Linked DNA regions of Homo sapiens: region 2 is linked to region 1. A link is a loop called in an ENCODE intact Hi-C map of the cell type or tissue named here. Cell type or tissue: Caco-2. All regions are shown on one strand. Links, peaks and the distances in the headings refer to the core of each region. The heading gives the core; the rest is flanking DNA. Region 1 overlaps LINC02542 (long intergenic non-protein coding RNA 2542). Region 2 overlaps LINC02542 (long intergenic non-protein coding RNA 2542).

Region 1 (16,842 bases), core at 4,103-9,102:
CAACATTAGATTTTAAAAGTAAGAGATGAATGGAATTATTTTTTTTTTTTTCTGAGTGACTACTCTGAGCCCAGCACAGTCATTAATACAGTCCCGGCTTGATACATGTCTGTAACCCAGCAAATTCCTCTGAAGAGCTCACCTTTTAGAAGGTGCTCTTGAAAAATAAAGCCATAGCTTCGCTATACAAATACATGGACTATCTGCCAAATATCTCCATCATTTGCAAAGAAAATTACTGTTTAAATAATAAATGTAGAATCTCTCCACTAATAATATGAATATGCTATTTCTATGTGCATAGAATGCCCTCTGATTCTGGTAGGGAAGCATAGATATATGAGTTTTCTTAGTATTAAATCTACATAGATCCTTTGGATAGCTTTAAATCAATCTTTGTGGTATGCTGATAAATGTATGTATAACAATCAGCTTTCCAAAAAAAGAAAACAAAAGAAAGAAAGGAGAGAGAGAAAGAGAGAGAGAGAGAAAGCCCAGATTTGTAGTGTTTGCCAATTCTCGTGCTGTAAGTACACCATGGCCTATTTCAAGCTACCAATGAGACATCATTGTATGCAGAGTAGGAGGAAAAATATACACAACTGATGCCTGCAAGATACAGTAGTTCCATCTGACTCCAGCACAACACTGGCTATAACAACTAACAACTTCTCACGCTTCTAAACCCCATTGTGCAGCTCAATGCTATAGGCCTGGGTTTTGTAGAAGTAAATAGATTTTAGATAATTTTAAATAGTCTCTTTCTTCTATAGGCTTAAAAAATTAAATCATCTCTATGTAGCACACATAAGGGCAACACATTCTGCTAGGTATTAGGGAAAATAGGAAAAGATGTAAGATAATGCTTGTCCTTAAATTACTGTTTCATTTGGGATACTAAACATAAATTCAAAATATAGAAATAGTATAAGTAATAGTTTAGGAAAATATAGATACATAACAGATAGATAATAGAGAACTACCAAATGATATGTGAAGTCAGTAATTAGGATATGGGAGCTTACAAAAGTCCTAAAAGAAGACTTTATAAGGAGGTATATTGGAGAGACTTGATGTATAAGTGGCATTTGGATGCATGGCAACATCTGAGAAAGTATGGAGCTGAGACGGAATACATTTTAGAAAATCATGAACTAGGCAGGGACAGAGCGTTAGTGTAGACATATTTTAATAACAATGACTGATAGTCACTGGAGAGTTACTCTGTGCCAGACACTGTGCATAGCTTTATATAGAGTAGCTCATTTGATCATCACTGAAATCTAATCAGTCAAGTTGCTGGGAGTATTAAATGAGAAAATGCATGTTTCATAAGTGAAACATTAACCAAGTAGCCAAGGTTGGTTAGTAGACAATGGAACTAGGGCTTGAATTCAGGTTTCACTGCTCCCAAAGCCCATAACCTGAAGCATATTGCTAAGGTGAACAATTTTCTGGGAAACAAAGACACGGAATTTTGGGGATAAAATTATAAAAACTTTGAATATCAAGCAAAAGAGTTTGAATGTTGTTATTCAGAGCCATATATTTTTGTTTTTTTAAGACAAAGTCTCACTCTTTTGCCCAGGCTGGAGTGCAATGGCGCAATCTCGGCTTACTGCAACTTCCACCTCTCGGGTTCAAGTGATTCTCCTGCCTCAGCCTCCCATGTAGCTGGGATTACAGGCATGCACCACCATGCCTGGCTAAATTTTGTATTTTTAGTAGAGATGGGGTTTCGCCATGTTGACCAGGCTGCTTTCAAACTCCTGACCTCAAGTGATCCACCCGCCTTGGCCTCCCAAAGTGCTGGGATTGCAGGCATGAGCCACCATGCCTGGCACAGGGCCATATTAAGTAGAAAACCAATAATAAAACCTTTAAAAACTTGATCAAAAAGTAAAATGTCTAAATGCCCTTTCCTTTCCTCCTGTGATATCTTTTCTCATTTGATTTTGGAGTTCATTATGGCTAACTGGGACATAATGTGTGCACAAACCAAATATTACAAAAGTTTGAGATAATATCTTATAAATTAGGCAAGTCAGTAGTTAGCTTTCAAAACTTGATGATACTTGAGCAGAATATATATGAAGATAAGGCTTCAATACCAGGAGTCTACTGCTTCTTCCAAACATTTCTTGAATTATGTTTATATTAAGTTAACAGTTTGAAAAAAATGTCAAAGTACCACACTTTCCTTTCATCCTCATGATGCATATTGACAAGAAATGAATGTTTATTCTTATTTGTGTTGATAAATTATTTGCAATTGTATAGAGAACTTTAGATTGTCTATTAGTTTTGTGAAACTCTTTTTATCCCCCATAGTCAGGAAGCTTTCGATAAATAGGAGTCTGGAGAAGAAGAAAAATACATTCTTTTGGATAAATGAAAGTATTCTGGTCTTTGCTCATCTTTTCCAGACAGTAAAGTAGAGGCACTGTTCAATTTTTGATGAGATCCTTCTTGAAAGGGAAAATTGCTTGTTTAAGTAAAGCAAGTCTATACAGTTTAAAGTAACTGTTCAGTATCCAAATCATTAAGCATATTGCCAAATAACCTTCTGTAAGATACTTATAGTGCCTATGAATACCTTTAAAATGAAGGGAAGAGGAGGAATTTTCTTCCTTTCTTTGAAAAATAATGAATAGAATAAAACTGCTTTTTGATTTATGGATAATAAAATAGGGCAGTATATATGCATTTTTCTTTTGATATTTAAATAAATTCACTAACATTTTAATTTTATTGTTATTACTTATAACATAGTCCTTATCCTATTAGGCACTTCTTTCCTTTCTTTCTGTACAGAAAAGGAATGATGAAAAGAAATTTGCATTTTGCAATGATTGCATACACCAAATATTACAAAAGTTTGAGATATGCCTTACTAGTTGAGTAAGTATAACAACCTTAAGTTAGAAAAACCATCAAAAAGAACAAAGCATTACTGAATACTGAAAGTTTGAATTGTGTAAGACATATCTTTTGTGTCAGTGGCTTTAAAACTTTCTTATTTATGTTGTGAACCCATCTCAGAATCTAACAGAAAGCATGTTCACAAAGATACACGATTTTTCATACTATTTTAAAGGATATGCTAATTGCCTGAACTCCATCTATGGATATTCTAGCGTCTAAGGATTAAGAAAATGTGGCACATATACACCATGGAATACTATGCAGCCATAAAAAATGATGAGTTCATGTCCTTTGTAGGGACATGGATGAAACTGGAAACCATCATTCTCAGCAAACTATCACAAGGACAAAAAACCAAACACCGCATGTTCTCACTCATAGGTGGGAATTGAACAATGAGAACACATGGACACAGGAAGGGGAACATCACACTCCAGGGACTGTTGTGGGGTGGGTGGAGGGGGAGGGATAGCATTAGGAGATATACCTAATGTTAAATGATGAGTTAATGGGTGCAGCACACCAACATGGCACATGTATACATATGTAACAAACCTGCACATTGTGCATATGTACCCTAAAACTTAAAGTGTAATAATAATAAAATTTTAAAAAAAGAATATATTTACTTGGCACACCATCTTAGATCTAATTAATTCTAATATTTTGGTTTTTAATATCTATCTATATTTAATTTCTAATTTATAGACAAATAATTTACCCAGTCTTCATATTTAGTACCTTTCTCTTTTCTAATTTAGGTTCTTAAAACATTTCATTACAGAATGTTTTTAAAAATTTTTTTGCAGAACCAAAAGTTTATAAAAACATACTTTATTCACTGTCATTACTCCTATATTTTTTATGGACACATTCTAAAATTGTGAAGCTTTAAATTTTAAGCTTGTACTTCATACAAGTTTACACTAGAATCTAGTTTATGAGAAAAGAGCAAGCTACTTTTTTAACGTTTTAACGTTTCTGGACATATCGTTTTATGATCTTCTAGTTAGCTTTGCACTGGATCATGAAATAGCTGTGGAGCTGACATTTTCCAGAGTATCAGACAGAGGAAGGCAAGGAAACCTTTAGAGTGGTATCTGGGCATTAAGGTTTTAAAAAGCATAACAATTAAAGGATTTTCTCAAAATTGATATCTCAATCATAAAAGCCAACAGCCAAAAGCTCTAGGGCTTAAAACAAGCAAACAAAAAGCTGTTTGGACCATACTTGGCAGCCAGATTAACTTTAGTAAAACAATGTTACGATTGCAGCTCATTTTGCATTGGCTTTTATTCACGTGCTTTTTGGTGAGAACAAGACGGCTGTTCCTTTGATAAGTGTTGCCCAACCCACCATACGCACCATCCAAGGGTCCTGGCAGGTGGATTTATCACATATTCTGCCACATTGTGCATGGGCTTCATTCAATAATCTGCAGGAGTAATTAATTTATGATAGAGAGAGAGAGGGAGAGAGCGTGTGTGTGTGTGTGTGTGTGTGTGTGTGTGTGTAATTGATTCACAGGCATGTAGACCAGAGCAAGGACCAGGAAACTACTCTCTATGTAAAATCACTCCTTGCCCAACCTATTCAAGCTCTTCTATCAAGTTGATTTCTTTTTCTTATCTCCTCCTGGCTCCCCTCCCCAGTGTGCCCACAGTTGTAAGTCAGTCTTTTGAAGGAAAGATGAAGGCAATGTCTAGTACAGCCTTACTCAGATGAGTCTCCTCCATGTCTATCTCTCTGGCCTTTTTTTCCCACTTGGTGTCACAATGCATCCCTGCTCTTAGTGGTAACAGATAATAGATTACAGTCCCACTGGTTTGCCACTTCCTTCATGCTCAAGACAATGAGGCCTGTAAAAGAAAGACGGTTACTTGGGCAATTAGGTGGTTAGGCATTGCTAACAATCTTGACTTTTTATGCTGGTGACTATACTTGTGCTTGTATGAGGGAATGAGGAACTGTCCTAGCATTCTGGCGCAGCAGTTCTCTGCTTTTGATACCAGCTCAAGAGTATTTGAGGCTGCCAGTAACTGTCCGATTTTGAACAGTTATGGACTTTTCTCTTGTACTTAAATCTTGAATTGGCTCTCACTCTACTGATTTCTTGTTCCTTTATATGGTGTTCTCATACATGTGTTCCATACATATATTTTAACAGGAACAGCAAGAACAGTTTGTGTTCTGAGATTGACATCACCTGCTGATAGGATATGGGTTAATTTAGTTGGTAGAGAAATGCGCAAAAAGGAAAAGCTTTCTTCAACGAGATATAATGCACCAATTCTACCTTTATCAGTAATCTGTTGAATGGCCTTGGGTAAGCCTCTTAATCGATTCTGCTTCTGTTTTTTTCCTCTGTGAAAAAAAGAATTATAAAGACATCCTGCAGCTGAAAGGAATGTTAATGATCCTAAAACACTAGAATATTAAAAGGAGGTGCACTGAGCATTGATGGTGCTGCTAGTTCCAGAGAAAGCTTATGCTAAATCCCCAGACAGTTTCAACTCTTCACTGTCTGGATTATTCAAAGCATGTTCAGATGTTTCTGGACAAATAAAACAATGGTTGAATAATTAGGGTATAGTAAAAATGGTACAAGTGTATGCAGGTTAAGTCAATCTTGTGAAGAGGTTAAGGAAACATCTGCCAAATTCTTTTAAAAACCTAGTATAAATGAAAGGCATATTTTAAAACAAGGTATTTACAGATGATGACATCTAATTTATTAAAATCTCATTGCTCATGGGAATATGTACTTGCCAGTAAGAAGATAATTGTTTAAATATATGATCTCATGGAATAAATATGTTGTATAGCTAGGGTTATAAACAGGAACATTATTTAAATATACACTGGAATTTGTTATTATACTCTTTTAAGATTGGACTTTAAATGTTTTAACACTCAAGGATATTAATCTGCTGATGGTAAAATTTTCACATTGGTACTTTCTCCACATTCATATTTCTAATCAGTAAAGGAAGCCAAGGGGTAAAATTTGTAATTTACAAAGTAGAATTCTGTGAGATTGAAGCAGCCCTTAATTCTAGCCATCTCGTCTGTTTATGGAAGGGTGTTGCTTCTGGGTGTTTGAAGTGTAAATCTGGGAACTCTTCAGCCTTAGAGCTAAGAGAAATGGCCTTAGAGCCATTTCTAAGGTAACCAGCATCCAAAACACAGACAGCTTTATAAGTCAGAATTAACACCTTGAATTGTTTCTCAAAGCCAAATGGAAGTTCTCAAAACTTCTGGAGCCCAGTTGATGTCACCGTGTTACCAGTTTCCTGGACAGATGTAGCTCCAGCATTCTCACCAGTTAAAAGTTTCTCTCTCTTTCGTAGGCTTGTGTAGTTCTTGAGAATAGCTGTATGTAGGGCATCTAGTTATAATCCAGCTGAGAAATTAGACTGCCAGAGGTCAGAGTGGCCACTGTGAAGCCAATTTATTTTATTTCAAACGAGACCAGGCTACCCCTTAGGGCTCCATCCACATGTTTCTGACCTCTTTCTGGGAGAGGGCAAAAATCCATACATCTGATTACACACTCAAGCTCTCATCAAAATAACTCCAATCTAAGTCAGCTTGATCAGTTCTGATAAGGCCGTTGACTAGGTTTGAGGGCCAAGATCAGAAGCAGCGGGACAAGGATGACACAGGGAGGAGTGGTTTGTTTTGGAATTCCTGGTATTTCAATTCTGATACTTTTCAAAGGAAAGAAAATGATCACTAAAAGAGTAATAGGTAGACAAAGTAAGTTGCCTTGGGCAAAAGTGGCGTTTGCCCTGAATAATTAGGTGCTCTCTCTATGTGTTTATGTGTGAACCTAGTAATCCAAGTAGCAAAATGGGCTAACAGCATTGCACATTTATCTTCATCTGTTACATGAGAAAATGGTAGGGTAACACAAATGAAAGAGGTTTTAAGGAAACCAGTTTGGCAGGGCCACATTAATATTTAAGAGTTGATTCACACAATATCCTGCTTTAAGTTTAGTCTGAAATAACTTGGAAAACTTTCAGAATGATCAAGTAGTATAAAATAAACATTTAACTTCATTCTCTTGGCCACAAATTTCAAATTCTGTGATAAGATAACCTAAAGAGCTTTATCCCTTCTTGATGCATTTCCCAATTTTATCTTGAATTCCAAATTTAAAGAAACCATCATTATTGCCTAAGTTTTGTGGGGTTGCTGCTATTGCTGTCACTTGCCAAGTGTAATCAGTGTTTACTAGTTGAACCACAAATACATAGTATTAACCATGTTCTAAAGATTTAAAAAAGGAAAGGAGATAAGGGACTTGCTGTAAAGTCTTTGTCATTTTCCTATGAAATGCCAGCCAAAAAGGCACTTTTCTAAGAGGGGAAAAAAAAATACTTGAGAACTTAAACTCTTTGGCAGTGCCTAAGCTTTTCCTGAATTCCTTCATTAGAAGAACCCTGTGGCATGGCACCTACAGAATACTTTTATGGTGTTTTCATGGCATTTACACTCATCCTTAGCTCTCACAGAGCTTTCTTCAGTAACCAGGTCTTTTGGGACAGCAGACGGGAAGAAGGATAATTATGAAGAAAGCCAAGTTCACAAAATTGCTGAGATAATTTAACTTCTTACATGGCCAAACCCACATAAGATGAAGTCATTTGCATGCTGCCTAGGACATGCGTTTTCCATAAACCCTACCACTGACTCATGGTGCTTAGTCATCAACATTCTAATGTCCCCACCTGTAAAACAAAGATAATAGTATCAGTCACATGGACAGTGATGAAACGAAACTGCTTTTAGAGGACTTTGACCTTGCCAGTAAGTGAAGTCCACATAACTGTGTTCTTTAGCAGAAAGGTGTTTTATTAAAGAAGCATATGGACAAGGAACTATCTCTGAAATGTTTTCAGAGCTTCTCTGGTGTTACATGCATAGTAAATATTTTCTTTAAATTAGATGAAAAATGTGAGTAGTCCTTTTATATACTGTCATGAAATTGCTCTCTTTGTGTTATGTTACATAATGGTTTCCTTTTAGTTTTGTGACTCTGCCGTTTTCTGGTGAATTATTGATATTTAATCCTCTTGCTAAGACCACAGCATTTACATGGAAGCTTCCACTCTGGCCTTTGCAATTCTCCTTGCCCTGATTTTTAATTTTTCTACAGCACTTCTCTTTCTCTTTCAATATACTTTATGAGTAATTGATTGATTGATTACATTAAATGTTTGTTGTTATCATCCCCCACTGGAATATACTTTCTAGGAGTTTACACATTTCTGTTTTGATTAATAACATATCCCCAGTATCTAGAACATGTCCTGACATAGAGTATTGGTTAAATATTTCCACTGAATAAATGAAGTACTTGTTTGGATTCCAGCTTCCACTCAGTTTCTACAACTTAGAGCTGAAATTTTACTCAGGCTTTTGAACTAATCTGGCCCTAAATCCATCCACTAACACTTTCTTTCTTCCCTCTTATCGTCCTACCTTCTTTCCGGCTGTCTGTTCTCAGCTTCCAGTCTATTTAGGATTTACTCTTTCCATTGCCACCCGGAACAGTGGGAAGAGACTATCGCTCTCTCATTTGCTTGGTTTTGACACTTGCTTTTAGCTGTTAGTTGTGATTCTCTGACTAAGGGCTACTACAATCTGGTGAATCATTTATCTGAAGAAGAATTATAGAGGCACAGTCAATAAGTACAAAATGGCTGCCAGTGCTTTATGGGGGGAACATATGTGTGGATGTTGGAATTGATAGTCCCTGGGACAGTGTGTTACAAAGGGCCCTTCTGGCATCTGATTATCTTTCAACAAGAAAAGCATGTATACTGATCGATGTTATTATGTGGCCTTTTAAACTTTCAATTCATTTCAGATGTGGCTTAAAGTAATGTGTCATCCAGAGTTTGTTCGCCTGTTGGATGATTCATTCATTGATCTTCCAAACAAACAGATGGTGGGTAGGGGAGAAGACAGTGGAAAAAGAAAGGAAAGAAAGTAACAAAAGGGGAAATAATGTTGACATGAAGATGTCTGTTTTGTGATTTTTTTTATCTCTTAAAAACTAGAAATGACTATCTTGGTTTCTTCTGTGAAAAATTCAAACTAGTAATACCATAAACTTGAAGTAAGTTCCATGGTTTAACTGAAATATCTGCAGTATTGTTTGTTTTATGGTTGTCGTTTTCATCTAAATGAAGATGATATTTATATAGGACAGTGAGGCTAGAACATAAGTAATACATTGGATTTGATGACTCTGGTTGAAAATATTAAACATTTGGGGTAAAACGGGATCATATCATGAATGGTTCTTTACTTTGTACTCAAAAGAGTCAGGCCATAAAATTTATTGCATGTTTTATAGAAAGCCAAAAATAGTGTGTGTTTTTTGTCAAGACACTTGGCGATTCATTCAAAAAACATGACAGTACCTTCCAAGTACAAGGCGCTGTGCCTAGGGCTACAGCAGGAGAGAGACATGGGATGAGATCTAAAATTTCGCCTGTTTCTTTCAAAAATTATTTTTAAGCCTCACTAAACTCTTCAACGCAGGTATTATGTTTATTTTCTAAGTACAAAAACTGAAGATGAGAAAAGTTAAGTAATTATTCCAAAGTCACATTGCCTATATGTGGCAGAAGCAGTATTCAAAATGGTGGCACTAAACCTATGGTATTTTGATGAAGCCACCTTCAAAATATTCACAACCCAGAAGAGACAATCTCTGTCTCTCATTCGCTCAACTTCTCTCTGTCTCTGACTTACTCAATCACACACATACACACACATGCACCTAGAATATAAGGGAAGATGTAATACATAAATAAATAAAAGGGGGGCAAATAGTCACTTATTTGATGATTTTGAGTATGTAGATTTGAAGGGCTTCCTTAAATGCCTGGACATCTGGCTGAGTACAGTAGTTCATGCTTGTAATCCCAGCACTTTGGGAGGCCAAGGCGGGAGGCTCACTTGAGCTCAGGAGTTTGAGACCAGCCTGGGCAGCATAGCAAGACCCTGTCTCTAGAAAAAAATTAAAAATTAGCCAGGCATGGTAGTACACACTTGTAATCTCAGCTACTCGAGAAGCTAAGGTAGGAGTATTGTTTGAGCCTGGGAGGTTGAGCTGCAATGAGCACTCTAACCTGGGCTACAGAACAAGACCCTGTCTCAAAAAAGAAAAAAAAAAAAGCCTGGACATTTGCCAGCATTTCACATTGTTGTCTGGTTATTCAGTGACATGCATGTATTCACAACTATCCATGTCTACTTTGTGCACATACTAAGTACTGAGATGCTGACATACACACATACTTAAGACGTACTGTTACCTTTGAGTCTTAGTTTTATGCAAGACAGTGATATATCAAAAAACTGTTATGGTATTGGCCAATTATCCAGTTCTTTTGAAAATATACCAGGTAGAAAAACAAACTGCCTCTTTCAACAGAATAAAGAAGGTACAGTTGGTGGTTAGAATGCTATAATCCTGTATGGAAAGGAAAGTGGGGCTTAAGTAGTACAATGAGGCTTAACTGAGGACAAATATATTCCATTCCATTTTCCTATCCTTCCCTTTCAAAGCATTGCTTTGAAGCTCTGTCTCCCTCATAGTGTTCATGTTTTGCATCCCCTGGAAAAATATTTTTTTCAGAGCTTACAGATGGCAATTAGATGACAGGCTTATGGAAAATAATTATTTAAAACTGCATAGAACTTTGAAATCCTTGGAGAAAAGTCATGGCATGGCTATACAAATCATGGATGGTGGTTACACTACAGTCACTCAGCTCAATATAGCAAACTATTAGTTTGCATTTCCAAAGTAATATCTAGTTGAGGGAATGGCGAATACTCTGTCAAATACTGGGAACAATCATATTTCACTGGAAACAATGTCAATTTAAAATATCTTATGATTTTAGAGAAGTGTGAAAAAATATACATCTTAGAATTGGTGAAGTAGGGTGTAGATTCAATAAAGTTCTCCGACAAAACAGAACTGATAGGATGTGTATATATACAGAAAGAAAGATTTATTTTAGGGAAATAGCCCATGTGACTGTTGAGGTTGGCAAATCCAAAATCTGCAGGGTAGTTTGGCAGGCTGGAGACCCAGGGAAGAGCTGCAATTTGAGTCCAAAGCAGTCTCCTGGCAGTATTCCCTCTTCCTCTGAGGAGGTCAGGCTTTTTGTTTTAAAGGCCTTCAGCTGACTAGATGAGACCTACTCACATCATGAGGTGTAATCTGTTTTACTCAAAGTCAACTGATTTAAAAGTTACTCTCATCTAAGAATATCTTCATAGAAACATCTAGAATAATGCTTGAGCAAATATCTGGGTATATTGTCTAGCCAAGTCGACATAAAATTAACCATCACGGCCGGGCGCAGTGGCTCACACCTGTAATCCCAGCACTTTGGGAAGCCAAGGCGAGCAGATCACAAAGTCAAAATATCGAGACCATCCTGACCAACATGGTGAAACCCCATTTCTACTAAAAATACAAAAATTAGCTGCTCATGGTAGTGTGCACCTGTAGTTCCAACTACTTGTGAGACTGAGGCAGGAGAATCGCTTGAACCCGGGAGGCAGAGGTTGCAATGAGTCGAGATCATGTCACTGCACTCCAGCCTGGAGACAGAGTCAGACTCCATCTTAAAACAAACAAACAAACAAACAATTAGCCATCACAGGGTGACATCAGGAAGTATGGGGAGAGTCTCTTCATTGACAGAAATATTAGTACTAGAAGTGACTCCTAAACAGAGTCCAGAGACCAGAAGGGACAGAACAGCGAGCACTTTGCTCTGCCTCTCAAGGCTTCTGTAGGGGTTGGAGTTCATTGTCTCTGATCTCTTCAGGCCCCTCCCTCAGAGAGAAACATCCGTAACACACCTAACCTAGACCTTAGAATACAACTGTGGTGCGGTATGAAGGGGAAGAGTCTGTCCTTTTCTCCACATCACTAAAGTTTACATTTTTCTGTTTTCCTAACTTAACAGAGGCCAGACACCCAAGGGGAGGGTGGGAGATGTAGAGAGAAATCACGTATGCTTCAAATATATGAAATACAGTGTTTTTCTAAGTTTCGGTTATCTCTTCTTAGTTGGAATTTGTGTAAGTGGACAGATGAAGGGTAGAGGGGGGATGAAGAAAGAGAAATTGTGGGGGAGGAGAAGCTCAGACTCAACACTGTCTCCACCCACCCTTCTGTCAGATTGCACTTCAACCCTAACCCTAACCTCAGTCTCCCACCACTGAGCCCCTCTCCAAGCTCTCCTGGGTCCACTGCTCTTCCTCTTGCTAATGCTGCTAAGGTCTATTGTTGGAAACAGTAATTCCCTGTTAAATATTACCTACATTCAATATCTTTCCTTCTAGCCTATTGCACAATCCTTGAACCACTGACTCACACTTGCTTTATATAAATATATATATTTTGGTTACAATCATAGACTTTGCAGTCACCAAATTTCTGCTTCACCTATTGTGTTCAGCTCTCTCATCCATAAAATTGCGATAATGATAGTTCTTATGCAATAGGTTAGTTAGGAAGAGTAAATGAAACAGGATAAGGAAAATTCCTAGTACAGGGCCTGGCAAGAAATGAGCTCCCAATAGTTGTTTGGTATTATCATTCTCTTTTATCTGACATAGTTTCCCCATGAGATCACAATGCTGATTATTTGCAAACTGAACTGGTAAACAGAATACAAAGATGAAGCAGTAGGGTCCCTTCTTTTGGCCAGCTCCAAGGATAATTGGAGTGATACTATGATATGCTTCCGTTCGTTTTCATCCATGTCAACCATGAAAGACAGAGTTGATCTCAGCCTGAGCTAGAGGTAAACTATCTATGTGGTGAGAGTTACAACAATGATATAATGACAATCCAGGTAGCCTCTTGGCTTAATGTGGCCCATGGACATGTTTTGTGTGGTGAAGGGTTTTTGGTTTTTGTTTTGTTTTCAATGAAGCAGCATGCCTTTAGACAGGGCCAGTGCTCTCTCCAGCCACTCTCTGTGGTCTTGTAACCATCATATCACACATTCACACATAGTTACCTGTCCATCCACCTCATTGTCCTTGAAGTTGTGACCTACCACTATACATCATGGGGAGATATAGTAAAGATTTCAAAGCAGTGAATCGTTCAATGTTCCTCACTCTTAAAAACATAACAAACAGCATAGTTAAAAACAAGTCCTATTTAGGAAATGAGGTAAGAAGGGAAAACCTAATCATTTGCTCATCCTAAAGAAGCATTCTTAAATTTGAATATATGTGTATTTTTATTATTATTATTATTTTTAAATTATACTTTAAGCTCTGGGGTACATATGTGCAATATGCAGGTTTGTTACCTAAGTATACATGTGCCTTGTTGGTTTGCTGCACCCATCAACTCATCATTTGCATTAGGTATTTCTCCTAATGCTATCCCTCCCCTAGCCCCCCATCCCCTGACAGGCCCCAGTGTGTGATGTTCCCTTCCCTGTGTCCATGTGTTCTCATTGTTCAGCTCCCACTTATGAGTGAGAACATGCTGTGTTTGGTTTTCTCTTCTTGTGTTACTTTGCTAAGAATGATGGTTTCCAGTTTCATCCATGTCCCTGCAAAGGACATGAACTCATCATTTTTTATGGCTGTGTAGTATTCCATGATGTATATGTGCCACATTTTCTTTATCCAGTCTATCATTGATAGGCATTTGGGTTGGTTCCAAGACTTTGCTATCATGAACAGGGCTGCAATAAACATACATGTGCATGTGTTTTTATAGTAGAATGATTTTTAATCCTTTGGGTATATATGCAGTAATGGGGTTGCTGGGTTAAATGGTATTTCTAGTTCTAGATCCTTGAAGAATCACCACACTATCTTCCACAATGATTGAACTAATTTACACTCCCACCAACAGTGTAAAAGCGTTCCTATTTCTCCATGTCCTCTCCAGCATCTGTTGTTTCCTGGCTTTTTAATGATTGCCATTCTAACTGGCACGAGATGATACCTCATTGTGGTTTTGATTTGCATTTCTCTAATGACAGTGATGATGAGCTTTTTTTCATATGTTTTTTGCCTGCATAAATGTCTTCTTTTGAGAAGTGTCTGTTCATATCCTTTGCCCAGTTTTTGTTGGGGTTTTTTTTTCTTGTAAATTTGTTTAAGTTCTTTGTAGATTCTGGATATTAGCCCTTTGTCAGATGGATAAATTGCAAAATTTTTCTCCCAATCTGTAGGTTGCCTGTTCACTCTGATGATAGTTTATTTTGCTGTGCAGAAGCTCTTTAGTTTAATTGTATCCCATTTGTCAATTTTGGCTTTTGTTGCCATTGCTTTTGTTGTTTTAGTCATGAAGTCTTTGCCCATGCCTATGTCCTGAATGGTATTGCCTAGGTTTTCTTCTAGGGTTTTTATGGTATTAGGTCTTACATTTAAGTCTTTAATCCATCTTGAGTTGATTTTTGTGTAAGGTGTAAGAAAGGGATCCAGGTTCAGCTTTCTTATGTGTATTATTTTAAGGGATCGTGTGTGTTCTGAGTCCAAGGAAATCCATGGTAAAAGTAATGGGAGCCTTTGGATAGTGTGAGTTAGAATTTAACCTCACTCCCATTGAGGGTCTCCCTTTAGGTTTTCCTAGGAGTCCCCCAGAGTGTCTCACAAGGGCTTAGACATAGATCCTATATGACACACTATAGCATATGTCACTTTCTACTTTCCTGCCCTGGTGCCCTTAAGCAAAGGTCATGTCAAACAAAGCTGGATGAAATAGCCTCCTTCCGGTCCCTCCATAAGCTTCCTTTTCCAGTATATGTGCTGCCGAAGCGAGCACCATAAGCTTCCTTTTCTAAATGTAAGGCCTCTGTCAGTTGACATCAGCATCTCTTTGGGACATCCATACCTATGCAGATGCTGAAACCACTCCAAGATACACCAGTGCCACTTCCCTGCCAGACACATTACTTCTGCCCCCACATTTCCTCTGGATACTGCAGCCTGTGTGTTTGGGCCTGAATGTGCTTAAGTCATCCAGGTACCAAAGCTGTGCTATCTTCCTCACAGAAATGGAGTAATCACCACCTCCAACAGCCACTTTTGTGTCACTGGCTGGCACATAGGCATCACCAGAGCATTTTCTAAGCTCCACTGCTTTACAGAGTGAAGGGAGTCCTTCTAGGTTTTCTCAAAACACCTCTGCTCCCTAGCACCTAGCTGTTTGTGTGTGATGTCAGACCTAAGAGATAGACACCATGTAGCGCTAAGAAGTGAGTGAACCTCAGATACCTGAAGTTTAGTTGGGTCAAGTTTATTTGCCTGATTCTCCTTTCCCGCAGGGTGAGTTTTTCCTTCAGAGGCTACTCTTTGATTTAATTAGAGTTGTACTGGTCTTGTCCCATCAGGGCCGTAAGTGCACAGATGTACAACAGAGTACTCAGAAACATAAGTGCACATATGTGTAACAGAATACTCAGAATAAATCAAATTTAAATCCTCTTATAGGCTGGAAAGTCTTTTAAAATAAGCTGTACTTTCTGGTGCCTCAAAGATGAGCTAGCTGATCATTCTCCTTTGGGTAGATTCCTTTAGTCTGAGAAGAACCACCTGGATGTATTGCATGTAAAGCTGATACTCCAGTTCAGGGAGAGCATATAATGAGACTAAATTGAGCCAGGCCTGGATCCAGCTCTATGGATGGATAGAGTTCCCATACCCCTCTGTGAAACTCAGTGCCCTAAAGAGATTGGAGATTACAAGATACAAATTCTGGAAAAGTACTTGCTACACAGGAGCTTGTGCGGTGAAACTCTTCAGGTCCCAGTTCTTCCACTTTGTGTTTCAGTTTTAAAAACACATCCAAAGGACTGGCAGTAACCTCTATTAAGGTGAGATGGCAAGAAAAGACTAAAGAGCTGCTCTGAAATTAGTCACCAAGCAATAGTCCAGGAAAGCTGGAGGGAAATGGATCCATACTAGCTTTGTAGAATGCACCCAGGATGTGGGTTGTGAGAGTGGCGACTGGCTCTGGGATGTTCAGAGTGGTACTGGCATCTCCTCTTACCCACTTCTAGGGTGCCACCACATGCTTTGGAGGAAGTGGCTGCTTCTGAGTGACCGGCAATGGCTAACACTCAGCACTGTACACTTGGCAGCCGGGCTAATTTTGAGTGTAAGCTTACTGCTGGGGGAGGGTATGTCCTGCTTCCCACAGGAATTCTGTGTCTTGGTAAGGTTTCAACACACTAGTGAGTAGAACTTGGATTAGATTGTCTTGGTTTTGGCAGTCAATCTGCACTTCAGCAAAAATGAAGTGAAATAGGGCATTCTGCCCCCAATAGCTCCATCATGCACATGATGACAGCTTCTGTGAAAGCTGCCAAGATTGCTCAGCTTCAGAACGATGCAGAGGTAGCTCTCAATAGCTTTACACTCAGTAACATGAAAAGGTAAGGTTTTATGCAGCACTATTCATAACAGCCAAAAGCTACAGACAACCCAAATGTCCATCAGCAGATTAATGGATAAAAATGTGGTATGTAAATGATGAGAACTTATGAACACAAAGAAGGGAATAGCAAACACTGGGGTTTACTTTAGGGTGGAGGGTGGGAAGAAGGAGAGGAGCAGAAAAGATAACTATGTGGTTCTGGGCTTAATACCTGGTTGATGAAATAATTTGTACAACAAACCCCTGTGACACTAGTTTACCTATAACAAACCTTCACATGTACCTGAACCTAAAATAAACGTTTAAAAAATGTCATATGTACATACAATGGAATATTATTTGGCCTTAAAAAGGAATAAAATTCTGATACATGCTATAGCATGAACAAACCAAAAGGACATTATGCCATGTGAACTATCACAAAAGAACAAATACTGTATTATTCCACTTATGTAAGG
Region 2 (16,842 bases), core at 7,002-12,001, 100 kb after region 1:
GGTGGAGAGATGGAGCAAAGACACAGCTAGACAACAGAATTGTGTAGTGGAGATGCTGGTTAAGTTAAAGTTCAGGGCGTGGAAGAGAAAGGGAGGAAACCAGATTGGAAACCAAGCAAGACAATGAGGACTTTATCCTTCTTGTTGAGGGGCCTGAACAAAGTTCTTTGAAGCAAGAAACTATACAAAAGTCTATTGAGGCCTTATCATGTAGCATTCCCTTCCCAATCAGGAGAGTGACCATCAACTTCCTGTGGGTAGCGCAAAGGCAGATTTTCAAGAGGTCAAGATAACCTATGGGGAAGCTGATTTAAAGGCTGTTTTATGTTGCATACCAGCTAGAAATAAACCAAATATACAAAAAAGAGTTCAGACAAGCTCTGATCACTACAGAGATTAGGACGGCCACACTTTAGTCTACTTTTGGAGTCTGGCTCCTGATAGTTAAACCTAACCAAATTCCTGAGTTGCTAAACTTTAGTTTGCATTTTTTGATTTCTTCTTACAGAAATGTCTCTAATGTTAAGTTATACCTTCACGTTTGTGAGCAAGGAAGTTAAATGTAAAATATTCAAATTACCAAAAGAAAATTCAATTGTGGGTATGAAAAGGATGTCTTGGGCAGATATCCACTCAGAGGGAGCATTTTTTGACAAATGCAAATACAATTGTTTGAAGAGATGATAAAAGATACTTTCATTGCAATTATGCTAAAGAAGGTGTCAGAAAGAAAACATGACCTGAAACCTGTTCAATAATTTTGCAGGTACTTTCACTTCTACATGTACATCAGTAAGGATAGACTTACAGGAATGATTGAAATCAATCTGGTTTGAGTTGAAAATGTAGTTTGGTTAGAATCAATTTTAAAAAAATCTTCCTTGTCCCGTATGGTTCAAATAATGAGGAAGCTAAAAAGCTTTAAGTTGTCCACAAAGGAAAGGTCAATAAGAAATATGAATCCCTGTTTGCAAGCAAAAGAAAATTCAACTGTGGCTGACTTACAAACTAAAGGAAATGTATTGACTAATGTGTTTGAAAAATATAGAGATCAGGCGTAATTTAACTTGGATATTCATGATGTAAGAGCTGTGGGAGGTACAAAGAGGAGCTGGTGCCATTCCTTCTGAAACTATTCCAAACAATAGAAAAAGAGGGACTTCTCCCTATCTCATTTTATGAGGCCAGCATCATCCTAATAGCAAAACCTGGCAGTGACACAACAAAAAATTTCAGGCCAATATCCCTGATGAACATCGATGCAAAAATCCTCAGTGAAATACTGGCAAGCCGAATCCAGCAGCACATCAAAAAGCTTATCCACCACAATCAAGTCGGCTTCATTCCTGGGATGCAAGGCTGGTTCAACATATGCAAATCAATAAACGTAATCTGTCACATAAACAGAACCAACGACAAAAACCACATGATTATCTCAATAGATGCAGAAGAGGCCTTCAATAAAATTCAACACCTCTTCATGCCAAAAACCTCAATCAACTAGGTATTGATGGAATGTATCTCAAAATAATAGCTATTTACGACAAACCCACAGCTAATATCATACTGGATGGGCAAAACCTGGAAGCATTCACTTTGAAAATCGGCACAAGACAAGAATGTCCTCTCTCACCACTCCTATTCAATATAGTGTTGGAAGATCTGGCCAGGGCAATCAGGCAAGAGAAAGAAATAAATGGTATTCAAATAGGAAGAGAGGAAGTCAAATTGTCTCTGTTTGCAGATGACATGATTGGATATTTAGAAAACCCCATCGTCTTAGCCCAAAATCTCCTTAAGCTGATAAGCAACTTCAGCAAAGTCTCAGGATACAAAAAGTATAATAATAAAAATAAGAGCTGTGGATAATTTCTTCATTTTGTTGCCCTTTAGACACCGGGCCTATTCTTAGTCTGGCTTCCCTTATGGTAAATGCTAGAATCTCTCAGGACCATAAATAAGCTCCCTTGTTCACTTGGGGAAGGAAGAAAGAATTTTTTGAACAGTCATAGATCAAATGTTCTGAACTTCACTCCCATCAGGCTATTGCCAGACACATGCCTGCCCTTGAATCATTGGCTTTTACCAGGGGATAGTCAGGATGCTGACTGGTTTGGACTAGGTTCTGCACTGATCATCAAACCAATAACTCTGGCAAGGGGAATAGAATTACTTCAATTGGCTCAGATTGATCAGAGTCCAGTAGAACAAAACCCTGTGCACTAATAGGTCTGCGTCACTCAAAAAGGCATTTTATTTTTCTAGTTCACAAAGAGGTACCTATGAATTAGCAGCAGCCATGACCTTGGAGTTTGGGAATCAATCTCATTGGTTTTTGTATTTCTTTTATTTTCACTTTCAGATCCAGAATTCACCCTGCTGTTTCTCCATGAGTCTGACCTGCATCAACTGCCTCCCTTATTCTGGGATTCCAGTTGTGGAGCTCAAGGACAAGTCCATTCTGGGCTGGCTGTATCCAACTTCTTTAGTCCAACTATATCCCCACTGGAAGCCAGGCTCTTTCCAACAGCTGTCACCCATGCCTCTTTCTATGTTTGTTATCTGTCTCTAGGTTCTGGTAACTACTTCCTTCCCTTGCCCCTTCTGGCCTAGGGTGCTACCAATCCCTCCTCCAAATCCAACTGTCACTAGCCTCAAAGTACTTGTAGCTTCCTCACCTTACTTTCACCTTAATAAATGGTCCCCCTACTATCTCTCTTCAAAGCACCCAATTTGAGTGTGCCATCTGTTTCTTGCCAGGATCCTGGTTGGTACATCAACCAAGCTGCACTGATGGAGGAGCACTGTGCTGAACTTTAGGAATGAAGCCACAGGGCCCTCACTGCCCCCATAGTCACCTTGGTCATCTTCTGCCTCCCTGAAAGACTAAATTCAGTCAGTTCAGATACATACACATCCAGACATGTCAGGGAAAACTCCATTTTGTAAGGATCTCTGCTTAAAATGCCAAAAGTTTGAAAGTTGGCAAACACTTGAGAAAAGCACAGTTCTCTGTCTTACTCTTACTCTAAACTTGGAGATAAATGCATTTTTAAAATTGTGCATGTTAGAGTGCTAACGTGTACAAGATCATTTCTGGTGAGACACCACAAACAATATTTTATGAGGCCAAAATAAGAAAGAAGGAAATGAAATAGCTCAGGAATCTCAGGAAGAGCTCATCGAACACTTTGCCTTTATCTCAGACCATTTTATCCACAGCCCTGTTAATCAGGATTGGATATACCTCCATGAGGGAGTCTTAAACGGAGGGAAAGAGATGCCACAACTAAAAAAAAGAATGCAATAGAAGTTTGTCTTAATGCCTGTTCTGTGATGCACAACTTTCGTAAGCCAAAATTTTAACCTTATGAACAATCAGTTCTGTGCTGCCCTTAGCAGAGAACCATAAATTAAAGATAAGCAATGGTTCAGACTTTCCAGGGCCTTGACTCAGGAGTAACTCTGAAATCCCAACCAAATATGTATTTGGTTAAGCAATTTGGCACATTTTTCTATTTTGAGGCATTAAACTATAATTACAAGTCACTTTTATTTCATTCCAAATAAATGTCCCTAAAGTAGATAGAACTAGAGGTTTCCTTTTTTTAAAAAAAGGAAACAGGAAAACAACAAACAAAACCAAAAAGAACAAAAGCAAAACAAAACTTAGTCAAGCTAACAAATTGCATGTATGGTGTGTTTTATAATTTAATCAATATAAAAAATTGAGTGTGCTAGTGCCTCAGGAGGACTCAGAGGACTCAAATACTCAATAGGTTATCTGGAGGAATTTCTCATTGGAGAAAAAAATTAAAGTTCTTTTGAACAACCCACATAATCAAGATAGTAATAATTTAACCTCAAGTTTTTCCTTGATTAAAAAATCCCTTTGCTATTCTGCTCCAGTGTTTGTAATAGATGGTTCAACAAGACTGGTGTTTTGTTAGTTGGAAAAGTAAGCTGATATGAGGGGTGGGGAGAGGAAGGGCAGAAATTTATTAACAATCAGCAAGTAAAGAAAAACAGCCTGCAAATTGTAATGAAAGGAAGAAAGGACAGGAAAGGAAAGGTAGGGCTGGTGGAGAGTGACTGTTCTGCCTGCTTACTGCACAGGCCAAGAACAAACTCACGATAAATACTCCAGGTCCTCAAGAAAAAGGTTTCTGTGCTGAATTATGGTAGTCTACCTGAAATTGGGATGATGAATTAGAAAACCTCTCTCATCGCTTCAAGTCTTGTGATTTATTCATTCAGTGCCATTTATTGTATAACTATATAATTTCTAAAGGGGGATAACTACAAGAAAAAGATGTGATTTCTTCTTTCAGAGATCCCCAAATATAGAAAGCTATTCATATACTGCTTAGATAAACAAAGATTATCTTCTTTTTCTACATTCTATATAATGTTCCTTAAACTCAAGCTCTCTTCTCCCCATCTCTACCTTACCCCTCTGGGTAGCAAGGAAAAATAAAAATAATGTCATTCAATGGTTTCTTTGCCTCCTCTGATTTAAACAGTCTATTTTGATTTCAGATTTCTCTTTGAGGTAAATATTCCGGGAATTCTAAATTTAAGTCCTTATTATAGCGACTTCTTCCTTTCAATTCTTACTTCTTTCCAACGTGGTGTCTGTCCTAGTGATCCTCTTGATGCTGGGAGGAGGAGGAGTCACCTGTTCTCCTGTGGTCTTTCACTGGTTTCCACAGTGGGTGGCTGGTCCAATCCTTGGGTGCAACTTGGTCAGCTCCAGTGTGCTTTGTGGGGTCATGTTTCTGAGCTGAAGTCAGCAGCAAGGGAACTCATGGTCTACTTCTTTGACACACATTCTTTTCAGTCTATATTTGTGGTTCATGGAACTCCTAGAGGCAAACATGGTGCCTGACCACAATGGCATTTGATTTTTTGTTTACTCTGGTATCAATCATAATTTTCTTGTAGCATTTGAAAGGAGAAATCATATATTTCTAAAAACCCTATACATCAAATAATATGTTTTCAGTAAATGTTGGTTTTTTACTGTGCCACCTATTTTTTATCATAATTAACTATTGAACGATGAACTATCTTACATATACTTTTTAAACAGAAAAAATCAATACGATGTTTTTTCACTTCAAACTTGCTAAGTCATGACACATAGGTTTCCTATTACACATGTGAAATGAACACTGCTTTAGTAACAGTATCAATACAAGCAGAAAGGTAAAACAAATCCTCTACTAATTCATGAAATTGAACAGTTATTTAAGCTATTGGTTTGTTACAACATGAGTTACTTGATTGATTTTAGCATTATGCTTCATATATGTGTTTATGTTTTAATTTTGTATTTATTCAGTATCAACGTAGAACAGTACAAAGAAATTATACTCACAAAAACAGTGCAAAGAAATTATCAGAAAACCCAACTATTTTTTCTCAGCTTGCTTATTGCCTTTTATCATATAATTGCATTAAATATTTATGAATGTATTTCCATAAAGATGCAGTAATAAGCTGTATACACTTTCGAGTCCTTTTTTCTTAGTATTAAACATTATTTTCCATGTTGCTAATTTTAATATGTATGATTTTAATAATATTTCATCAACTAGAGATTTCCCTATGAGCTAGGTCATTTCATAGTTTTTCAAGATTATACATAATACTGAAATAGCCATTTTTATAAACATGGTAGAGTTTATTCCCCTCTTGACTGATTTTTTTAGCACTTATATTCCTCAGAAGAGCTCACTGAGTAGTAGAGAATGAAAGTTGCATAGTTTTGACCTGTGTCCCTGGGCTGTCTCCAAAAAGACTGTGTGTTCAACAATGCTTTGCAGGCTCCTGTTTTCACATGGTGACCTCTGCTAGCAATAGTTCAAGTTTCATGGGCAATTTTTTCTCCTGGTGTGACTGAGTCTCCTCTTCTTGAGGTCTTCCATTTCAATTCTAAGATATAAAATATGATTTTTCTGCAACTAGTAGACTAATAGAATTTTCTTTCTTTACCTTTCTTTCTTTCATTTCACCTTAAGCAACTCTTGTTTTCTAACAGCAGAGCAGATTAATTTTTACAAAAAAAACCCATTTTAATTTAAAAAAAAATGGATGTAATAAGTAAAACTTACTGAACATTTACTATGTTCTGGGCATTTTATATGTATTAACTTATTGAATCTTAACAACTGTATATTATTCTCACTGTACACATGAGAATATAGAGATAAAACAGTCAAATAATTTGCCCTCTGTCCCACAGCTAGAGCGTGACAGAGCAGAGATCCCAACCCAAAAGTCTGATATTAGAGTCCCACACTAAATCATGGTGCTTTTCTGGAAATGACAGCAGAAATTGATGTCTGCTAAGTAGCAGTTACATGGAAGACGTGTCTTTTTTTCTTGGGAATTTAGATTTAGATTAGAAATTGGCCAGAAAATAAATAGTCCTCCTTTAATAAATCTCTCCTGTCGTCATCTCCCTATCATCCCCCAGTGCACATATATGAGGGCAGAATGGGAAGGAATATAATATAAAAGACAAACATCTTCATAAAATTTTCATTCAATGAAAGTCACCAAATAAAATTTGAATACAAGTTTTCTGTCAACAATTTGTGGGCCAAACTCTAATCATATTCTTCAGTGGAGCCTAAAATCAACATGGGATTGGTAAAATAATAATTTCTTATACAGCATCCTTTCCCTGAAGTCCACAAAGACGTTTTCAAATAGGAAAACCCAATAAAATTATAAATTATTTACTTAAACATTTTTTCTTTTAGTTTATTGCGGTAAAATGTTTAACATGAGATCTACTCTCAAGAAATTTTTAAGTGTAATTTACTTTTTGAAAATTTGTTCATTAATGACATGTTCTATTTCAGGTTGTTATTTAGAATCTTGTTGATCTAGTAGAGTTAAGCACATTGGCAGATTAATATCTAATTATGTTTTTAATATTAGATTTGAACAACTTTCTTTTGTATTTGTAAGTATTAAGTACTCTCGCCCGGGCGCAGTGGCTCACGCCTGTAATCCCAGCACTTTGGGAGGCTGAGGTGGGAGGACCACCTAAGGTCAGGAGTTCGAGATGAACCTGGCCAACACGGTGAAACCCCATCTCTACTAAAAATACAAAAATTAGCCAAGTGTGGTGGCGGGCACCTGTAATCCCAGCTACTTGGGAGGCTGAGGCACAAGAATCGCTTGAACCCAGGAGGCAGAGGTTGCAGTGAGCCAAGACCGCACCATTGCACTCCAGCCTGGGCAACAAGAGCAAACTTCGTCTCAAAAAAAAAAAAAAAAAAAAAAGTATTCTTATGCTACAAAGGTAGAAACAAAACACAAAGAAAATAAGACTTTAAAAAAATCAGTAGCTTAAAGAGAAAAATCATCCACTATAAAAATTACACTTGAATTTTTAGCTTTTAAAATGCATTTCTTATTTATGTTACTTTCAGCTCAATACTAGGAGGTGCCTTTAAACAGATATTTGTCTGTCTCATCTTGTAGACAAATGCACTGAGGCAAAATAAATCCAAGTCATGAGTGTTAAATGAATCCATCTTTTCTGTGCACTTTCAAGAACTTAATTCAGTTAGAAAGATAAACGAATGTCTCATCTATACTTCATAGCCTATACCTCAACCCAACTGATGATAAGATATATAAAAACATGTCTTAGGAAAATTTTAGGCCCAGCACAGATACTCTGTTAAATAGTTACTGTCTTGGGCTGTCTGAATGTGCAATTTGGCAGCTGTAGCCAATTTGCTGAAGAATCATATCTGTGCCACCTCTCCTTTTCTCATTCAGGTGGTAAAATGATAGCCTACTCCTATGAATCTACTCATTTAGTTTGCTAGTATCTAATTAACGAAGATGTGAACTGTTCTTTCTCTCACTTCAGAGATGAGCTGACTGGCTCATGGCTCCTGCATTCAGGTGAGTTCTCAATCGAGGTTGGCTGGCCTGACTGAGTCAGCACACATCTAGTGGAACTGACTTTCACTGGGGCCTCTTAAGAAGAATGAGTTGAGAAGATGGTAGGGGATCAGCAGAGGAAAATGCTTCTGGGGTTCTATTGGGTGGAGGAGCTATTGCCAAGCTGTGATTAATCAAACACACTTTTTTTTTTTTTTGGTTTCTTTGTTTTAAATTTTTGTTTCCTTTCCAATCTAGTTAGGCTAAATGTTTGTAGACTCAGCCCCAATACCCTTCACGAAGTTTCTACTGCAATATTCTGGCAAAATTAGACTTTCTTTTTGCTTAAGTTGAGCCAGTAAACTATTTAACCAACTATAATTTTTACCATAACTCTGTTGATTATGTTTGTTTGAGCTTGGCTCCTTGATCCACATAATAATGTAAGACTTTGGTCTTGAAGGCTGCAGTGGAGGTGACAGTGGGGTAGGCATTCTAGCTGAAGGGTTTTGAAAGAAAGACAACTGTCCGAAATGATACACACTAGATATAGATATTGACTAGAATAAACATCTAATTAAGATTATTCCAGTTCTTTTGGTCTTTGTTTTACTTAATATAGCTGAATACGCATATCTAAGTTTTCTGACACCAATTTCTTTGTTATTGTTTAATGGATTTAAAGAGCAAGACTTTTTTCTGTCTTATGCAGGTTCACATGAGACACCTTATTAAACCGTATTTCATTGTTCAACACATGTCCTCATTCATTTTTCATCAGTGAGAGATACTGCCTCCTTCTACTTATGGTTTCTGTTCTGTAGCATTAAGTCCTGTAGATTCTTAGTATTTAACTAAAGGTAATTTAAAATAAAATATTGTGAATAAATGTTAGTAATAATAGTAATTGTTGTGGTTGTTAGTGTTACCTTGGAGTTGTGTGAACTTTAGAAATAATTCAAGTGGCTGTCCAGTCTCAGATGTATTTTATTCCCCTTCATAAACTTTCTGTTCAGCAATGCAATGGATTAGTTCAGTGCCTTATGGAGATTTTGGTGGAGGAAATATGCAATTGCTGTGAAAGTCTGCTCAAGGGCTATCTCCTCTCTGAAGTCTCCCTGCTGTCCTCCAGGAGGCATTAGAACTTCTGTGTTCCAGTAGGACTCTGCTTATACACGTATCAAAACACTTGCTCAACATTATTGTAAGGATTTAATTTGGAGGTCTAACTCCTAGAGTATTGCACTTTGTCCAGTTTTCTATGGGTTTAATTCCTTTTTCCTCCTGCCCTAAGCAATACCCCTGCCATTTATTACCTGTGTAAAATATATATAGTGACTTCCTGCCTGCCTCAATGGATGAATGACCCTTCTCATTTATTGAGAGTTTCTTTTCTTTTTCTTTCTTCCTTTTCTTTTCTCTTTCTTCTCTCTTCTCTTTCTTCCTTTTTTCTTTCTGTCCTTCCTTCCTTCTTTCTTTTCTTTCTTTTTTTCTTTCTTCTTTCTCACTCTCTCTCTTCTTTTCTCTTTTCTTGTCTTTTCATTTTTCTTTATCTTCTTCAGCTCTGTTAGGCCTAAATGGAGAAAAAAGTTCATAACTATTTCTTATGTCCCATGTATATCACTCATAGTTCATGCTTTATGACAGTCAGTAGATGATTCTTCTTGAATTTCTAGGAAAGACATGTTGCCATTATTCTATTTTTAAATATCCATGAGTGGGAAACTTGAACTACTGAAAACCATGTTACTCACCCAATTTTCTCTCACCTGTGCTAAAAGACATTTGGGGGCAGAATATATGTGTTAACAGTAAAAATGTTAATATCATGATTAGCATATTTTATATTGGCAAGATAAGCCTTATGAATACTTACATGCAGTCAGATAGTTAAAAAAAGGAATTAAAATAAGTCAGACAAAGTTTTCTGACACTGTCCTTCCTGATGATTTGGTCTATTTCTCTCATTGCATGTGTTTTTTTAAACACTTAGCTCCCGCTTATAATGAATAGCCACCTCTTTTTGGCTAGACTTTTAATATATTACAGAACTAGACACATCAGAGTAGCTCCAACCCTCACTAAATGGAATTGAAAATACCAGAAGCCCAAGATAAGCAAGAGGATTACTAGATAGTAACCTAGCAACACAAGTCAAGCAACTGTACTCTAGTTACTTCTTATGTTTGTTAAACCTCCTGTGATGTTATACACTCTATGAATCATGTTGTGCATACTGAAGGCGTGCACCTGTATCGACAACATCACAAAGATTCTAAGAAGGAAATCAGAGGTATGCGGTTGCATCCTTATTGAAAAATCATGGGTATAATAATGGAATTGGAAACAATTCATAGAATTGCTTCTGCTGCACATTAGATGTGAATGGCCCATGAAGCTTGCCTGTTTAAAAGTGGTATTTCTTCCTGTATTTCCTCTATATACCCACTGAAAATTTAGCTGTATTTTATTATGAGAAACTTTTTAAAAACAATATTGAGTTAAGTGCTGGGGACTCAGACGGACATAAAATCATTTTCAGGTTTGCCAAATTATATAAAATGACCTTGTTGGAAATATACCCAACCATTTTCTACTTACAAGAGCATTACTTGAAGAGAAGCAAATGTGAATTTGTGAAGTGCTTTCACCTCTTCATTCATTCCTTCAACAAATACTTTTAAAGCACCTACTATGTGCCAGGAATTATGGGGTACTATAGAAACACAGAAGAAAGCAAGAAAAATTGCTGACCCAGCTCTCATGGGATGAAAATCTAGGGGAGGAAACAGACAGAAACTAAACCAATAATAAAATGGAAAATATGGTGAGTAGAAAAGTCTAGACAACTATGAGAAAAGAGGAGGTGGTGTTAGGAGAGTCTTCTCAGAAGTAATGGTTGAGCTAAAGGACAAGTTAATACATGGTAGATTAAGGGAAGGATGAGTCTAATGGAAGAAATGATTGTGCAAAGGCACCAAGGAGGTAGAGCACTTTTGAATTATTTAACCCATAATATAGAAGGCATGGGAATGCTGGAAGAGAAAAGAGAAGGCAGGAATTTGGACGGAGAGGTTGGCAAAGCCCACTCTATTCAAAGATTTCCTCATAATCCAGAAAAGTAGAATGTAGGAAACTCTTGCACAAAAATAGAAAATTTATATAAATCCATCCAGTATAAATATCTACATGCAGAGTTATACATACTGATGCACATAAAACAACAATAATAATATCCATCTCACCTGTATCCCTCTTGTTATCTATCTGGGAATTCTGGAGAGCTAAGGAAGTCCCTATGCAAAGCAAGAATTTGGGTTGGCCAAAAGGGTGATATTACTCTACACATTTGCAAACATGGTCTACTCACCAGCATCTTTACACAAGTTCACCCAGTCAATAACTATTTATTGTATTTTGTCTGTGTATCAGATATAGAATGAAAGAGCCCTGGGCAGAAGACAGGGAAGAAGGATTGAAACTGAGGGGCAGAGAGGTGGAAACTGACCCTGATACTGATCATCTATCATCTGCCAATCATTTCACATACATTAGTTTATTTCATATTTCCAGAAATTTCTTGAGGTATTATTAGGTGAATTTTAAAGATGAGAAAGTGGACATTCATCAAGGTTAAAGGACTTGTCCATGTAAATTGTGCAGCCAGGAATCTGATCCAGTTCTGAGTGACTCCAAACCCATTTCCCTTTCCATTTATTGAAATTTAAATTTAAATGTTTTTAATCAACAAATAAAAATTGTATATATTTATGGTATACAGCATGATATTTATATATATATATATACACACACACACACGTTGTGGAATGACTAAGTCAAGCTAATTAACATATTTATTATTGCACATACTTATCATTTTTTGTGATGGGAACACTTAAAATCTATTCCCTTAGCGATTTTCAAGTGTACAATGCATTATTATTAACTATAACCCTCATGATGTACAATAAATCTTCTGAATTTATTCCTTCTACTTAACTAAAATCTTATATCCTCAGACAACATCTCCCCATGCCAACCCCACCTGTCCACCCTACTTCAACTTGCTGCTGGTAACCACTGTTCCACTCTTTGCTTCTGTGAGTTTGACTTTCCTAGATTGCACATATAAATGAAATTGTGCAGTTATATGCCTTTCTGTGCTTCTTATTTCACTCAGCGTCATGTCCTTCAGGTTCTTCCATGTTGTGGCACATGACAGGACTTCCCTCTTTTTAACAGCTGAATAGTATTTCATTGTGTGTACACACCACATATCCATTCATCTGTTGATGGGCACTCAGGTTGGTTTCATATTTTGGGTGTTGTGAATAGTGCTGCAATGAACATGTGAGTGCAGATATCCCTTATGCAAACTGATCTGATTTCCTCCCTTCCCATGATGACACTGTGGTCCTGCTGTTGAATTTTCTCCACCCTTCTTAATTAGGCATTAGGACAACAATCATGGGTGCCTCTTGAGAACATGTTCTCAGGCCAACAATTTAACCTTGTCAGAGTCTGGAGCAATTGGAGAAGTGGGGAGAAATCATAGGGGTCTTCTCTGGGAGCACAAACAAACAAATGTACCAGTGTAAGAAGTCAGCAGGGTGGAACAGGAAGAGAAAGAGAGGGAAGGCTGGACTTCTAAAAGTTTTATGAGCCAGACAATGCCCTATAAATTAAATATAATAGTCAGATAAGTGTAACTGAACAGATAAATGGGCCCTCGCTGCTTCCACATTATGTGCTACATACCCCAAGTCCCTCAAGGAAAGATCCTGATAAATAACTTGAGGTCACAAAGAAGAGAAGAGAAAGAAGGTAAGGATCCACTGAAACACAGTGAGTGCAAGGTGAAGGTAAAACTGAGACATCAACTCATCAGTCAACAAATGTTGATAAACAAAGGTGAGAAGACCGTGGATTAAAGAGAGGGCAATAGACTGGATAAAGAAAATGTGGCACATATATACCATGGAATACTATGCAGTCATAAAAAAGGATGAGTTCATGTCCTTTGCAGGGACATGGATGAAGCTGGAAACCATCATTCTCAGCGAACTATCACAAGAACAGAAAACCAAACACCGCATGTTCTCACTGATAAGTGGGAGTTGAACAATGAGAACACATGGACACAGGGCAGGGACCATCACACACAGGGGTCTGTTGGGGGCTGGGGGGCTATGGGAGGGATAACATTAGGAGAAATACCTAATGCAGGTGACGGGTTGATGGGTGCAGCAAACCACCATGGCACGTGTATGCCTATGTAACAAAACCGTACGTTCTGCACATGTACCCCAGAACTTAAAGTATAATAAAAAAAAGAAAAAAAAATGAGTGATACAAATTTTGAAAAAAAAAGGCAGAATTCCTCCTCCCTCATTCTTCTTCCTTTAGATGCTTTCAGCACAAAACTGAAGTGTAGAACAGGAATAAAGACATTGAAATCTTGGAGGACTGGAATTCCTGGAAGTGTCTCTGAGCTGGGGTTAAAATGCAGAAGATGTTCAGTCTCTTTGGCATGGAAAACTCCAAACCTAAAGGGCTGATAGAAAGGATGTTGCAGTCACATGAATGCCTCTGGGAACAGCTGGTAAACATCTATATGTTTAGAAATATTTTTCTGTCTGACTTGGATAAAAATAATCAGTCGTTGGCAGAAAACATTTCAATTTCTTTCTGATTTTGTGCAATAATAGCTTGGAAAGGCCCACACACTTCCATGATATCTACAGTTTGTAGAAGTCTTTCTTCCACTTCTCTGATAAAGGGAAATAGCCATGGTGACGCATGTTGTTTATCTAGTTTCCATAAAAAGACTACTACATGATAGTTGGTAAGGCCTACAGAACTCGGTAAACAGACACAACGGGCCTTGCACTGCTCCCTGCCTTCACTTCCCGATGGTGCTGTGAATGGCTCCAGGCCACCGAGCACAAGAGTCACAGCTCTCAGTTCCACCCAGGATGTTTCTACTGTCTCTTTAGCCAATGAACTAGGAGGGATTTTTGTTTTCAGTGTGACATTTGCATGCTTGTTGTCATTTTCATTCCTTGATTCTGAATCATCTGTATGAATTCTCTTCTCTCCTTGAAGAAAAATGTGTGGGGCTGATTTCCTCTGTGATGTGTGATGTCAGAGAGGACTAAACTTAACCAGGCACAATTATCCATTTTGGGCACAGCTGTTGGCCAAACCCTCAGGAATCAGATGGCCAAAATTGTTTCAGGATGCCAATGTTGCCTCTGAGGATAGCAAGCCTTACTTAGCATTTTAAAATTTCCTTGAAGCAGAAAAGAACAATTTGTTCTCCCAGGTAAGAAAGTCCATCTGCAAAGTTACAAGTCTTAAATTAGTGAGTTTTCAAACGTAGTTTGGAGAACTCTAGATATTTCTAGAAGGAAGCTGTACAAGAACATCTTGAAAAACTACCCCTCCGCTACTACCTTAATGCCCCAGTAGGATTTTAAGTTTTATGGGAATAAAACATAAGATAAAAAAGATTTTCAAAGCTGCCTGAAAATCTCCAGAGCTTGAGAACATCACTTCTTCTGTTTCTTTCTTACATAATTCTTCAGTTATCTCTTGTTCAAGGTTCAAATTCATAGATTAAGTGGACTTATGGTGTTGTTAAAGGGAGAGTAATTATTATCCAAGAAATCTATGGAATGTCAGAGGCATGCAGGTAAAAATACAGCATTGAACCTGGTTCTTTGATTCATAGTCCAAATTCAATGATTATAATTGCAAAAAGAAGGCTGTAATATACCTGGAGAAAAATAGAAAGGCTGTTGGTGATACTCATCTTCAAAAAGGAAATGTGATTTAACACATTATAAATTCATCTATTCCACACAACAAGCTGAAACACACGAAAACCTTTTATCCACAAAAATGTTTAATGGATTGTTAGTTATGATACAAAACAATTGAAAACTCTAAAGTTCATCAATAATGAAATAGTTCAATAAGTTGTAGCACTTTTATATGTTGGAACATTATTCAGCAGTTTATGATGATATTCTCATAGTATTTGTAATCACATGGGGAAAATGCTACTATTATGTTTTGTGAATAAAAGTAGGATATATATATGTGTCTGTGTGTGTGTGTGTGTATATATATATATATATACACACACACACTTTTAGTATATATACACACACACACACACACACACATATATATATATCCTACTTTTATCCTATATATATAAGTAGAATTTCACCCAGGTACCTACATCTGTACATTACGAAAAGTAGTGAATATAAAATCCAACAAATCTTAGTTGTATCTTTTATTATCCAATTCTTTGGGATTTCCCATAAGGCAGATATACTATAAAAATGACTTTATATTAAAAAACAGGATATATTTTAAAGGTATTAAACAGCACTTTGTCAAGTCCTTTGCTCTTTCCTCTGTTTCACTTAGTCATTCATCAAGTTCTAAAGTAAAACTGCTTTATTAATAAACAGAAATTCTATTAAATGTTTGAGTTTTCAATCAGGCAGCATTTCCTTTTCTGATGACTTTAATTTCTATGCATACATACTCTTAGCATTTCTATTTGTAGAGTCCTGTATTCCTTAACATCTGTGAAATATTCCTCTTCAAGCATTTGGCAAATCTAAAGGTTTTCTTAGGTTTTCAATTGAGGAGATAAAGATTAAACCTTTAGCTAGAGTAACTAGCTGTCTCTAGCAAGTGCATTACTGGGTTCAAATGACTTCCTTAGACTGCAGATTTCTCCCTGGGCTGAGTGAATTTTGATGTTCCCTGGGCTGTTCCCTGGGTGGCTGGCTCCTACCCACTCTGGGTCAAGAAGAGCGGCCCTAATCAAATCAACATCAACTCTCCCTGGGAAGTGATTTTATGGTTTCCAAAGGTCGCATAAATTAGGAGGTTGGCTGAGGCTTTTATGTGGAAAATGGTGATATAATTTGAAAGGTCATATTTTCTCTAACCAGTCGCCTCACATAAAATGTGCTTTTATAAGCTCTATTATAAAGACCTTGTGATCCAGCAGCATTAGAACCAGGCCCGGGAATTAAAGAACCAGGACTTTCAATCTGCCATTGTGTTGCTGGGTGGGTCGGAGCAAATCTAACCATGAGCATCTCAATTGCCTTTTCTAAAAAAAATTGACCTATTATGTTGTAACTGATAACCAATGAAATTTTTTCAAGGGCCTGCAAAACATAGTCTTATATGAATGCTTTTTAATGAGAATAATCTATACCACATATTTGACTTAAACCATCTTCTGAAATACTTTTATAATGCTATAGATAGGACCTATTTCATGAAGAGCCATTGCTTTGCCTCAAAAATCTTTTCTATAATTTGAGTGCCCAGGAAGGGTCACAGTACTTTAGAATTTTAATTTGGTGTCTTAATCAAATGGTGGCTCACTCCTATGGTCCTAGCTACTCAAGAGGCTAAGATAGGAGGATTGCTTGAGCCTGGGAGGTTGACACTGAAGGGAGCTATGATGGTGTTACTGCCCTTCAGCCTGGGTGACAAAGCGAGACACTGTCTCAAAAAAAACAAAAAACAAAAAACAAAAAATCCCCCTAATTTTCATAGGTAAGTTACGATGCTGGAGCCATTTGTGCACTTAGAAAAGATGGTGTGCTGTTTCAGCCTTTGAATTAAATGCAAACAAAAATAAACCATCCTTAAAATGTACTAGACTTTCCCAGTCAAATGGGGGACATTTAGAATACATGTTGTACCAGACTTAATGTGCAGTATCCAAGGTTTTTATCATTCAACGTGCAATATTCCCGTACAACATTAGCTTGGCAAATAATCAGAGCAGCTGGTTAATCGTTAGCCAGTATGCAGCCTTTGACTATATACCTGTGTTGAAAAACAAATACATTTATGAAAGAAAGGAAAGGAATGTTGAAAGAGAAA

What was found. Peaks named below come from ENCODE experiments on the same cell type or tissue, not always from the same donor. Only the 100,000 strongest peaks of a DNase experiment are listed, where the experiment ranks them.
Region 2: a loop joins it to region 1, with 7 times the contacts of the local background. A loop is called at or near these places in 2 of 110 quality-filtered maps.

The regions. Positions count from the first base shown.
Region 1 is chr6:81,929,366-81,946,207 of GRCh38, reverse strand. All of the region lies in intron 3 of LINC02542 (long intergenic non-protein coding RNA 2542), which reads left to right. Among named protein-coding and RNA genes, the nearest start is that of LINC01526, 120 kb to the right of the region's middle. RefSeq lists an enhancer at 7,360-8,559. In Caco-2, for the core only: no CTCF peak of the experiment used is centred there; DNase peaks (open chromatin) are centred at 6,567 and 7,627; H3K4me3 peaks cover 426 bases.
Region 2 is chr6:81,831,430-81,848,271 of GRCh38, reverse strand. It overlaps LINC02542 (long intergenic non-protein coding RNA 2542), which reads left to right. Exons shown (of 4, transcript NR_149135.1): 4 at 2,363-4,491. Among named protein-coding and RNA genes, the nearest start is that of LINC01526, 26 kb to the right of the region's middle. In Caco-2, for the core only: no CTCF peak of the experiment used is centred there; no DNase peak of the experiment used is centred there.